Linked DNA regions of Homo sapiens: region 1 is linked to region 2. A link is a contact called in ENCODE Hi-C data. All regions are on one chromosome and are shown on one strand. Each heading gives the region's core, a stretch centred on a gene start or an enhancer-like site at or near the end of the contact. The rest is flanking DNA. Distances are from core to core; before and after follow the strand shown. Region 1 holds the start of ZNF511-PRAP1 (ZNF511-PRAP1 readthrough). Region 2 holds the start of PWWP2B (PWWP domain containing 2B).

Region 1 (4,673 bases), core at 319-2,818, 910 kb after region 2:
GGGGCACACACTCCTAGTGAGCACACACTCCAAGTGATTAAAACACAGAGGGACGTGAAAAAGAGTCTCTGTTGAGAGCTCAAAGCTAACTGTACAAATTGGTTTGAAAAATGTTATTTTACAACTTGTGGAAAATGTCAAGAGCCCAAAGGCTTTTACAGAGACAGAAAGTACAGTCATGCATCACTCAACATTCTGAGAAATGCCTGGCCAACATGGTGAAAACCAGTCTCTACCAAAAATACAAAAATTGGCCAAGCCTGGTGGCGCACACTTGTAATCCCAGCTACTTGGGAAGCTGAGGCACGAGAATCGCTTGAACCCAGCAGGCAGAGGTTGCAGTGAGCCCAGATCGCGCCACTGCACTCCAGCCTGAGCGACAGAGAGAGACACTATCTCCAAAAGAAAAAAAGAGAAACGTATGGTTACATGATTTCCTTCTGTGCGATCATCAGAGTCACTCGCAGACCTGGATGGTGTACGGCCTACAATGCACCTAAACCACCTAGAGGAGCCTCTTGCTCGTGGGCTACAAACCTGCCCAGCAGGTGGCGGTGCTGAACACTAGACAACTGTAACACAGAGATATTTGTGTATCTAAACATGGAAAAAGTACAGGGGCAGGCATGGTGGCTCACGCCTGCAGTTACAGCTCTTTGGAACGCTGAGGCAGCAGGACCACTTGAGCCCAAGAATTTGAGGCCGCAGCGATCTATCAGCTATGATCGCACCATTGCACTCCAGCCTGGGTGACAGACGAGAAAGCTAAAGCCTCTATCCGCCACTGGGCCCATTCTCTGCAGTAGATCTGAAGCGTCCACTGCTTCCCGCGTGTGTTGTCATTCACCATTTTAATTAGGTGACTCTTTACTCTGACGTCTGTCTCTCCTACAAGGCTGCCGCGCCCTCCTGTGATGCCTTCCCCCACACGCCCTGAGCACCTAGCACAGGTCCTGTGTTTCACGGGAGCTGCGGGGACTGGAGAGGTCGACAGGACCCCGACAAACCAGGAAAGGGCCTTTGAACTAAAGTAACGGGAAGTCACCCAAGGGCTTTAAATTAAAAACGGTTACAATAAAACTGGAGTCACTTTGGCTCCAGTTCGCGACTGGTTTAGAGGGAACAAGATCCAGGGACTGCAGCGGGAGACGACAGGCGGGGCAAGGCGGACGGGAGAGGGCGTGCGAGAGGGGGACCTGCGACCCGGCTTCCCAGGGCTGGGAGGGGACACCCGGGACGACCCGGAGGCCCGCTCCGCCCCGCCCCGGCTGAGTGTCGGGCCGCGGGGCAAGACGCTGGCCTGGCCGGTGCAGGCCCGAAGGGCTTCGGCCCCAGAGTTCGGGGACCGCTGCACAGCCAGAGGGAGCGCGCGGGAAGAGCCGCGTCCCGCCAGCCCCGTCGCCTCGTGGGCCCCCCCGGGCCTGGCAGTCCCCCAACCCCCTCATCACGCCCGCGCCCGCGTTCGGCCAGGACTCACCGCAGTCCCGGAGCCACAGCCCCCGCGCAGCCCCCGACGGCGGCGGAAGTGAGCGTGACGTCACGTCCGGCTCGGCTCGCGGACGGTGGCCGACAGGCTGCGCCCGCCCGCGCCCGGGGTGATGCAGTTGCCCCCCGCGCTGTGCGCCCGCCTCGCTGCGGGGCCCGGGGCGGCGGAGCCGCTGCCTGTAGAGCGGGATCCCGCGGCTGGGGCCGCGCCCTTTCGCTTCGTTGCGCGCCCCGTGCGCTTCCCGCGGGAGCACCAGTTCTTCGAGGTGCGTGAGCAAAAGAGGGAAAAAGTAGTTGTAGGATCCAGTGGGGCCTACGGCGGCGAGGCGGGGCCGGAGCCTGGAGTGGGAGGGGCCTACGACTGCGGGGCGGGGCCGGAGCCTGGGACAGGCGGGACCTGAGGTGGTGGGGCGGGGCCGGAACGTGGAGTGGGCGGGGCCTGAGGCTGTGGGGCGGGACCGGAGCGCGGGATGACTGGGGCCACGGGTGTGGGCGAGGCCTGACGCGGTGGGCGTGCCGCGAGTCACCTGGCCCCGCCCACGGCGCACTTTTCCTGCAGGATGGGGACGTGCAGCGCCACCTCTACCTCCAGGACGTGATCATGCAGGTGGCCGACGTGCCTGAGAAGCCCAGGTAAGCGAATGGGCAGTGCCTAGCCAGTGCTACTCCTGCGCCGCCTCCCTGACCGGTGCCTGGTCCCTGGGGCTGTGCTGCCGCTCTTCCATGTGCGGCCGCCCCACCGAGGCGCTGTGCCTGTCCAGCTTTGGCGTGGCCGACTCTTCCACCACCTAGCCTGTTTGTGAAACTTAATTCATAAAAAGAGGGTTTGGGATTGCAAAAGATGCATAGGGGCTTTATTGGACGTCTCAAAGGGAAACTGTGCAGAAAGTCCAGCTTGGTTCCTCGCACCGGAGGAAGGGCTCCTGAAGCACGTCTCCTTGGCAGGGTGCCCGCGTTTGCCTGCCAGGTGGCCGGCTGCTGCCAGGTGTTCGATGCCCTGGACGACTACGAGCACCACTACCACACGCTGCACGGAAATGTTTGCTCCTTTTGCAAGCGGGCCTTCCCTTCCGGACACCTGCTGGACGCCCACATCCTGGAGTGGCACGATTCGCTCTTCCAGATCCTGTCTGAGAGGCAGGACATGGTGGGTGACAACTGCACAGCCGCCGAGGCCACCCCCCATTGGTGATGGGCTCAGAGTGCTGCCCCCAGCTCTCGGGTGCTCGGGCAAGGCCGGGGACACCTTTCCGCCCTTGGCAGCTCTGCTACGGGGGCATGGCGGTGGGGGAGGGCCAGGGGTCAGAGGGAGGTGACACGGTCTCCATTTCAGTATCAGTGCTTGGTAGAAGGCTGCACAGAGAAGTTCAAGACCAGCAGAGACCGGAAGGATCACATGGTGAGGATGCACCTGTACCCCGCGGACTTCCGGTTTGATAAGCCAAAGAAAAGCAGAAGGTAGGGAGCCGCCAGGCTCAGCACGTGTCTGCTTTTGATTTTAGGAAAAGGTTTCCAACTAGCCGGAATGCATAGACGGTCAGACTTATTAAGCACTTGTGTGTCACCTAATGGGGTGTTCACCTGCAGGTACCTGAAGCCCTGGCAACACAGCTACAGGTGGTTGTGCCAGCGGCCACCCTGCCGAAGGGAGGCTGGAGGGGAGCCCCTGGCTGCCCAGCTCTGTGCCGGTGGAGGCAGCAGAGGGGGTGTGGGAATGAGCGGGCGCAGCGCCTCCGCACTCACACCCCTCTGGGCCATGCCTGTACCTCCTGCAGCAGTCGGCCGTGGTCATCCGCACTCACACCCCTCGGGGCCGTGTCTGTACCTCCTGCAGCCGTCGGCCGTGCTCACACATCATGCAGCCCTGGCTTTCCTTTTGTCCTGGTTGGTTGTGCGCATATGAACTTGATGACAAAGCTGTTGATTAACATGTTCCTGCCTAGAGTGCACTCTGGGAAATACTTCCAGGAACAATCTTTTTTTTTTTTTGAGACAGGGTCTTGCTCTGACACCCAGGCTGGAGTGTAGTGGTGTGATGTAGGTTCACTGCAACCTCCACTTCTCAGGCTCAAGCGATTCTCCCACTTCAGCCTCCTAAAGTGCTAGGACTACCAACACGCATCGCCGCACTCGGCAAAATTTTCTATTTTTTGTAGAGACAGGGTCTTGCTATGTTGCCCAGTCTGGTCGTGAACTCCTGGGCTCAAGCCGTCCATCTGCCTCAGCCTCCCAAAGTGCTGAGATTGTAGGTATGAGCTACCATGTCCAGCCGGAACAATTTTTAAATTGTGTTATATTTCTTCTTTTTTTAACTGATGAGGTGAACTTTCATAATCATCTACAATTTTATTGATCAGAGTTTTTCAGACTCTACATTTTCTCAAGTAGTAATTTGCTCTTTAAAATAAAAGAACTGGGAGAACCCACTGCAATGTGGGAGGCTTTACAAAGACTTACGTGTAAAGTAATTGTCTCCTTTCCGAGGGATCATTTTAAGGAGAAAAACCGTGCAATGCTGGATTAAGACATTCGTATTATGGAAGAGACTAGTTTATAGTCTCTGGTTAACTTTAGCAAATTTCTCACACTCATAAAAAGACCCGTGGCACCGTTGGCACCATAAAAATACTATTTTCAAAAAAAAGTATGATTGTTACAGTTAAGTTTATAAGATGCAGACTCTATTATATAAACAATGGCCTTGCTGTAATCATTCTCCTTTTCCCAGTATCTTAAACCACACTATAAAATCAGACTATGCCAAAATAGTAAGAAAATATGCTACTTACAGGGAAATCCAGTTTCTTTCTTGCATGTTCATTTCTGGGGAACACAGGGGCTGTGGGAGCCGTGCAGGGCAGTTACTCACTGCTCTCTCCCCGCAGCCCAGCCTCAGCAGAAGCCCCAGGGGACAGTGGAGAGCGGTCAGAAGGGGAGGCCATGGAAATCTGCTCTGAGCCTGTGGCAGCCTCCCCTGCACCGGCAGGTGAGAGGCGGATCTACAGACATAGGTCAGTGTCTGAGCTCTTTCTGAAACCCGTTCTCAACATGTGTTCGGTGCTGAGGATTCTGGGCTGCACCTGGGCCGCAGCTCTTCTCATACTGAATTCAGAAAGGTAACGCTGGGTAAGAAAATCGGCTTCCGCCAGAGAAGAAAGTCCAGATATCTCAGGTCCTGTGAATAACTT
Region 2 (4,746 bases), core at 2,247-4,746:
AGCAAGCCCAGGTGTGTTGGGGGTTGGGGGGATACCAGGTGATTCTGGAGCAGGCTGGACACAGGCCAGGCTGTGGCTGCACCTCAGTCATGGGGAGGCCGCTGTAAGCCTCATCTCGTGGAAGAGACCAACAAAGGCTGAGAACCTGCTCACCACTGCCCTTCCCAAGTCTCAGTGATGATGTAGTGCGGTAGGACAGTGCTGGGCAGGTCCAGGTCCAGCAGTCAGGAGGGCCCTCTAAGCTCGGACCTGGGGGAGCGACCCTGAAAGACGAGGGGCGGGCATGGAGCTGGTGATGCAAGTGAGCCAGGCTGCCAGGGAGGACAAATCCTGGAGTTCCTCCAAGGACCGCAGGGGAGGCAGACCCTGAGGGGAGGTGGCCTGCGGGGTTCCTGCCTTCCTCCCCTGCTGTCTCAGGGGACATAGAGGCCAGCCCCTGCTTCCTCCTCCAGCCACCTGTCCCTCCCTCAACTGTACCCCTTCAGGCCACCCATCCTGCCAACTGCTGGTCACCCACCCCCAGCCCCGGTGGAAGTTCCGGACACTCTCCTGTCCCCTTGGCTTACCCCATCTGACTGGCTGGGCCGTCCCGAGCTGGGCATGTCCTAGGCCTTGCTGCGGCTGTGCCTACAGCCAGAGGACCAAAGGCTTTAGGACCTTTTGTTTGGATCAAGTCTCTTGAAGACAAAGTCTAAAGACCTCGGAGGTGTCTCTTCCCACTCTTGGCCTTTTCACCCCAGCCAGGGGCGTACTCCCGAGGCTCCTCTCCAGCCCAGCCAGGCAGCTCAGGGTCCTCTCACTGTGGGCAGCACCAGCCCCAGTACCCAGGGTGCTTCCCAGAACTGGGCAGACCTCACTGACTGGCATGAGCAGGGTGGCCTCTGGGGAGATGCTCAGAGCAGCAAGCCTAGGACAGCCTCCCAACCCCCGAATACAGGGTCAGACAGGAGGGGATACCTGGGCTGATGAGGTCCCCAAGGACACCTGCACTTTAATCGGGGACTCTGGAAACTCCCATGGCCTCTTCTTCAACAAGCAGGTTGGAGCGGGGCGGGAAGCAAGTGGGAGCAGGTGCGGGGGCAGGGCTGCTGGGGGAGGCCCTGAACAGCCACCGTTTAAGTTGCAAAAATGGTCTCCCTGTCTGCAGATGGTCTTTTTTATACCTTACCTAGTGGAGAGCAGGTTTTAAAAACGGCTTCCAAGTTCACTTAACAATACACAGTAAATAGCACGGGCCAGAGGGGAAGAGGCAGAGGGAAGGCGGGCAGGGCAGAGGGAAGGTGGGCAGGGCAGAGGGAAGGCGGGCAGGGCAGAGGGGCAGGAGGTACCATGGGCCAGCCGTGCTTCTCACTGCCCTCTTCCCCTCTCCAGCCAGAGCTGCCAGCTGCTGGGTGCATCTGTCTGGCCCTCTGTGCCCCGGAACCCTCTTCCCCTGTCCTGCCCGCCGCCACCCAGCCTTGGTTCCTCTCAAAGCCCAGCAAGTCCACAGGTGGGTCCCTCAGCACACCCCAAACTGTTCCTCCTGCTGGCGTGGGAAGTCACCAGGAGCCCCAGGCGCACGCAGACACCTTGCAGAGGATCCTGCCCACCCCCACCCCCACCTCGGAAGCCCTTGCTTTTGCCCACCTGGTGGGGCCCTGGTGAATGCTGGTGCTCCCCTGGACACTCTTTCTGGATCCCTCCACCCACATACAGCCCCCTGTGCATTAGCCCCACCCCATGCTGGCCCCACCAGCCTGAATGCTGATTCACCCTGGCAGTCCCCAATGCTCAGAAAGGGCAGTGCCCAGCAGGCCTCTCCAGCAGGCAGGAAGAAGAGCCAAGCAAGTGGGCAGCCTCAGGATGGCCGCTCAGCCCAACCTGGAGCAGGGTGGCGAGGGGGTCCCTGCTGCCTGGCATTTTTCCTCCAAAGTCAGCCCCACCCCTGGAGGGGGCAGCTGCAGAGGCCTGTGGGCAGGACAGCAGGCAGGCTCCACTGCAAGCCTGGCAACCAGTGGGCAGGGGCTGGCTGACCCTGGAGAACGGGGCGCCTTGAGGTGCCTGAGGCCCCAGGAAGGGCTTAGTGTTGGCGGGAGCCCCAGGCCACACAGAGGAGGACAGACACTCACTGGGCTTCCAGGCCTCCTCTGGGACTGTCCCCGGCCAGAACTCTGGCTCATTCGGCCTCGGTCCCTACCCCTGTTCTAGCCGGACGGTCAGGTGTCCCAGGCCCCGCGGGCTCCCTCACTCCGCCCTGGCTCCTCTCTGAGGCTCCCACTGCCGCGCGGCCGCCGGAGGGCGAGGTCGACAGGCGCCAGCGACCCGACGGTCCCCAGTGGCACCAGGGGCGGTGGTCCTCAATTCCCAGGCTGGGAGGAGCCCTGCCCGGCGGCGCTGGGTCGCCAGGACAACTACGCGGTCCCCCGCCCCGCCTCCAGGCCTCGTCAGGCGCTGCAAGTCCGGCTCAGAAGCCCGGCCCGGGGCCAAGGTCACCGCAGCAGGCCGGGCCCCTGCGTTCTGAGCCGGGTGCGGACGTGCTGGTGCTCGGGGAAGTCGGGGGCTTTGACGCCTGAAGGCGCGGGAGCCGGGCGCCTGGGGGAAGGGGGTCCGGCGCCGTCACCTCCCACTCCTCGCCCGCGGGTCGGGGAGCCCCTGCCGCGGGGGAAGGAGGCTGTTTCCTTTGTAAACTGGCGGAGGCGCGCCTGGCCCCTGGGCCCGGCAACCCGAAGAGACACGCCCGAGACCTCCGGAGGGAGTTAACCCCCCGGGCCCCGGTGCCGGCCACCCCCAGGCGCGCAGGGTGGCCCTGAGCCGGGCGCGCGCCCGCTTGTCGCCCCGAGAGGCGCCGAGCCCAGTGGGGCGACCCAGTGTCCCGCCCCCCACGCGGCGAGGGCGACACTAGGCCGCTGCCCCCGGGCGCCCCGCGTCCCCTCCGCCTGCCCCGGCTTCCTGCGCGCGCCGCCCGGGACTTCCTCGCCGCAGTGCCCGGGGCCACCAGAGCCCAGCGCGGGGCGCTGCCGGGACACGCGGGCGGCCGACCCCAGGCGGGAGGATCCGGGCCACCGGGGAGGGAGGGAGGGCGCAGGGCTGGGCCCGGAGGGGGAGGGGGGCCCGGGACCGGCCCCAGGCAGGGGAGCGGGGGGATGGGGTCCCGGGGCTCCGGCCGCGGCGGGTGTCCCCCCCGCCGCCCCCGGGCTCGTGGCTCTCGGGTCCTCCCGAGCCAGGGGACACTCCCGGCCAGCGTGGGCCGCGAGCCCGGGCGCAGCCCCCTCTCCAGCCCGGGGGTCCGCACCGCGCGTCCGGCCGACCTCTGCGGGCGGGCGCGGCTTCTCCCGGGACGCGGCGGCGGCGGGCGGGGTCCCCGGGAGCGGAGCCCGCGGCCGCGCGCCCCCGGCCCGGCTCGGCTCGGCTGTGGCGGCCGCCCCAGCGGAGCTTTGTGACGTCAGGCGGCCGCGGGGCGGCGTCACGCGCGGGGCTGACCCGGCGGCGGCGGCGGCGGCGGCGGCGGCGGCGGGGCGGGGGCGGCCTGGGACGCGGCGGGAGCATGGAGCCGCGCGCCGGCTGCCGGCTGCCGGTGCGGGTGGAGCAGGTCGTCAACGGCGCGCTGGTGGTCACGGTGAGCTGCGGCGAGCGGAGCTTCGCGGGGATCCTGCTGGACTGCACGAAAAAGTGAGCGGGGGCGCGGGCCGGGACACCCCCGGGGTCCCCACGCGACACCCGCCTCCGCCGCCCGGAGACCCGGGACCCGCCTCCGGGTTGGGGGTGGCGTGGCCCCGGCGCCCGCTTTCGGTTTCTGCCGAGCCTGAGTTTCGGGGCGCGCGAGCGCGGCCGCCACTCGGGGGGGCAAAAGTGGTTCTCAAAGTCGTCGCGACTTTTCGGGGCGGGCGCCGGGCCGGGGCGGGCCGGGGCGGGGGGCGCGGGGCCGGGGTCCCGGAACTCCACACATCTGCCATAATTAATGCACTTTTCTTTGTTCAGAGCCACTGTTGAATTCGACTGTTGGCAGAATTGTCGTTAAAGCAGGGGAGGGTCAGATGCGCCGTGGCCTTGCCCTGGCAGTTCCTCACAGGTGGGGGTGCCCTGTCGAAGGCCACGGGCCCCTGGCTGCTGGGAGTGACTCCGCGGCTGAGGTTTGGATTCGGGGAGAGCAGTTGCGCCCAGCTGTGCGATTTAAGAACAGTTTCAGGCCAGGGAGCCCTGAGTCATGGGGGCGTGAAGAGGTACAAGCTGTGGGAGCCGTGGGCACATCCCCCGGGAGCCCTGGCTTCCTGGGTGGGGGGCGCAGGGCAGGGCGGGGCGGTTCCTCCTGAGAGGCACCTGTGCACGGGCTGCAGGGACCCATGCGGTGCAGATGAGCCTCCTGGACACCGCGTCACATGGCAGGGAGCTGTCGCTGCCAGATCAATGATTAGGCATGAATCAGGCTGTGGCCTCGCTGCGCTCCTGCAGGGCTTTCTTTTGAAACTGGGAGCAGGGAAAGGCTCCTCTTGTAAAGGCCCAACTTTTTCCATCCGTGGAGCCCAGATTTTTGCCTGGTGACATGAATTAGCAGAGAGGACCGTGTTCCTTCCACAATTATTTCGCAGACGTTATCTCTTCATTAGATGTGCCAGAAGCCATTTATCCACAAGTCACGTGATTTAACATATGGCTCCCGTGTGGTTCCTGCCCGCTCCGTGTGGGCTACCGCTGGGAGTGCACGGGCAGGATGGAGGGACACTCGGGGGGTGAGAATCGCCACCTGGGAGCTGCCATCCCCTCCACCAT

What was found. A loop is a pair of places that touch in the nucleus more often than their neighbours do. Pooled maps may share reads with other maps.
Region 1: a pooled map shows a loop between it and region 2 (12-fold over the local background). The contact joins the promoter of ZNF511-PRAP1 here to the promoter of PWWP2B in region 2. A Hi-C loop is called at or near these places in 6 of 50 pooled maps.

Annotation. Positions count from the first base shown.
Region 1 is chr10:133,307,346-133,312,018 of GRCh38, forward strand. It overlaps ZNF511-PRAP1 (ZNF511-PRAP1 readthrough), which reads left to right and starts at 1,569. Exons shown (of 9, transcript NM_001396060.1): 1 at 1,569-1,751; 2 at 2,045-2,118; 3 at 2,431-2,632; 4 at 2,819-2,943; 5 at 4,371-4,496. The coding sequence starts at 1,599. TUBGCP2 (tubulin gamma complex component 2) reads right to left here and starts at 1,527. Exons shown (of 18, transcript NM_006659.4): 1 at 1,478-1,527. It overlaps ZNF511 (zinc finger protein 511), which reads left to right and starts at 1,569. Exons shown (of 6, transcript NM_145806.4): 1 at 1,569-1,751; 2 at 2,045-2,118; 3 at 2,431-2,632; 4 at 2,819-2,943; 5 at 4,371-4,496. The coding sequence starts at 1,599. RefSeq lists enhancers at 704-933, 1,657-2,352, 1,760-2,054 and a silencer at 1,164-2,013.
Region 2 is chr10:132,393,704-132,398,449 of GRCh38, forward strand. PWWP2B (PWWP domain containing 2B) reads left to right here and starts at 3,497. Exons shown (of 3, transcript NM_138499.4): 1 at 3,497-3,648. The coding sequence starts at 3,524. It overlaps LOC124902526 (a long non-coding RNA gene), which reads right to left and starts at 2,853. Exons shown (of 2, transcript XR_007062342.1): 1 at 958-2,853; 2 at 1-627. RefSeq lists enhancers at 1,415-1,938, 1,939-2,461, 4,032-4,554, 4,555-4,746 and silencers at 2,270-2,649, 2,670-3,099, 3,510-3,619, 3,630-3,769.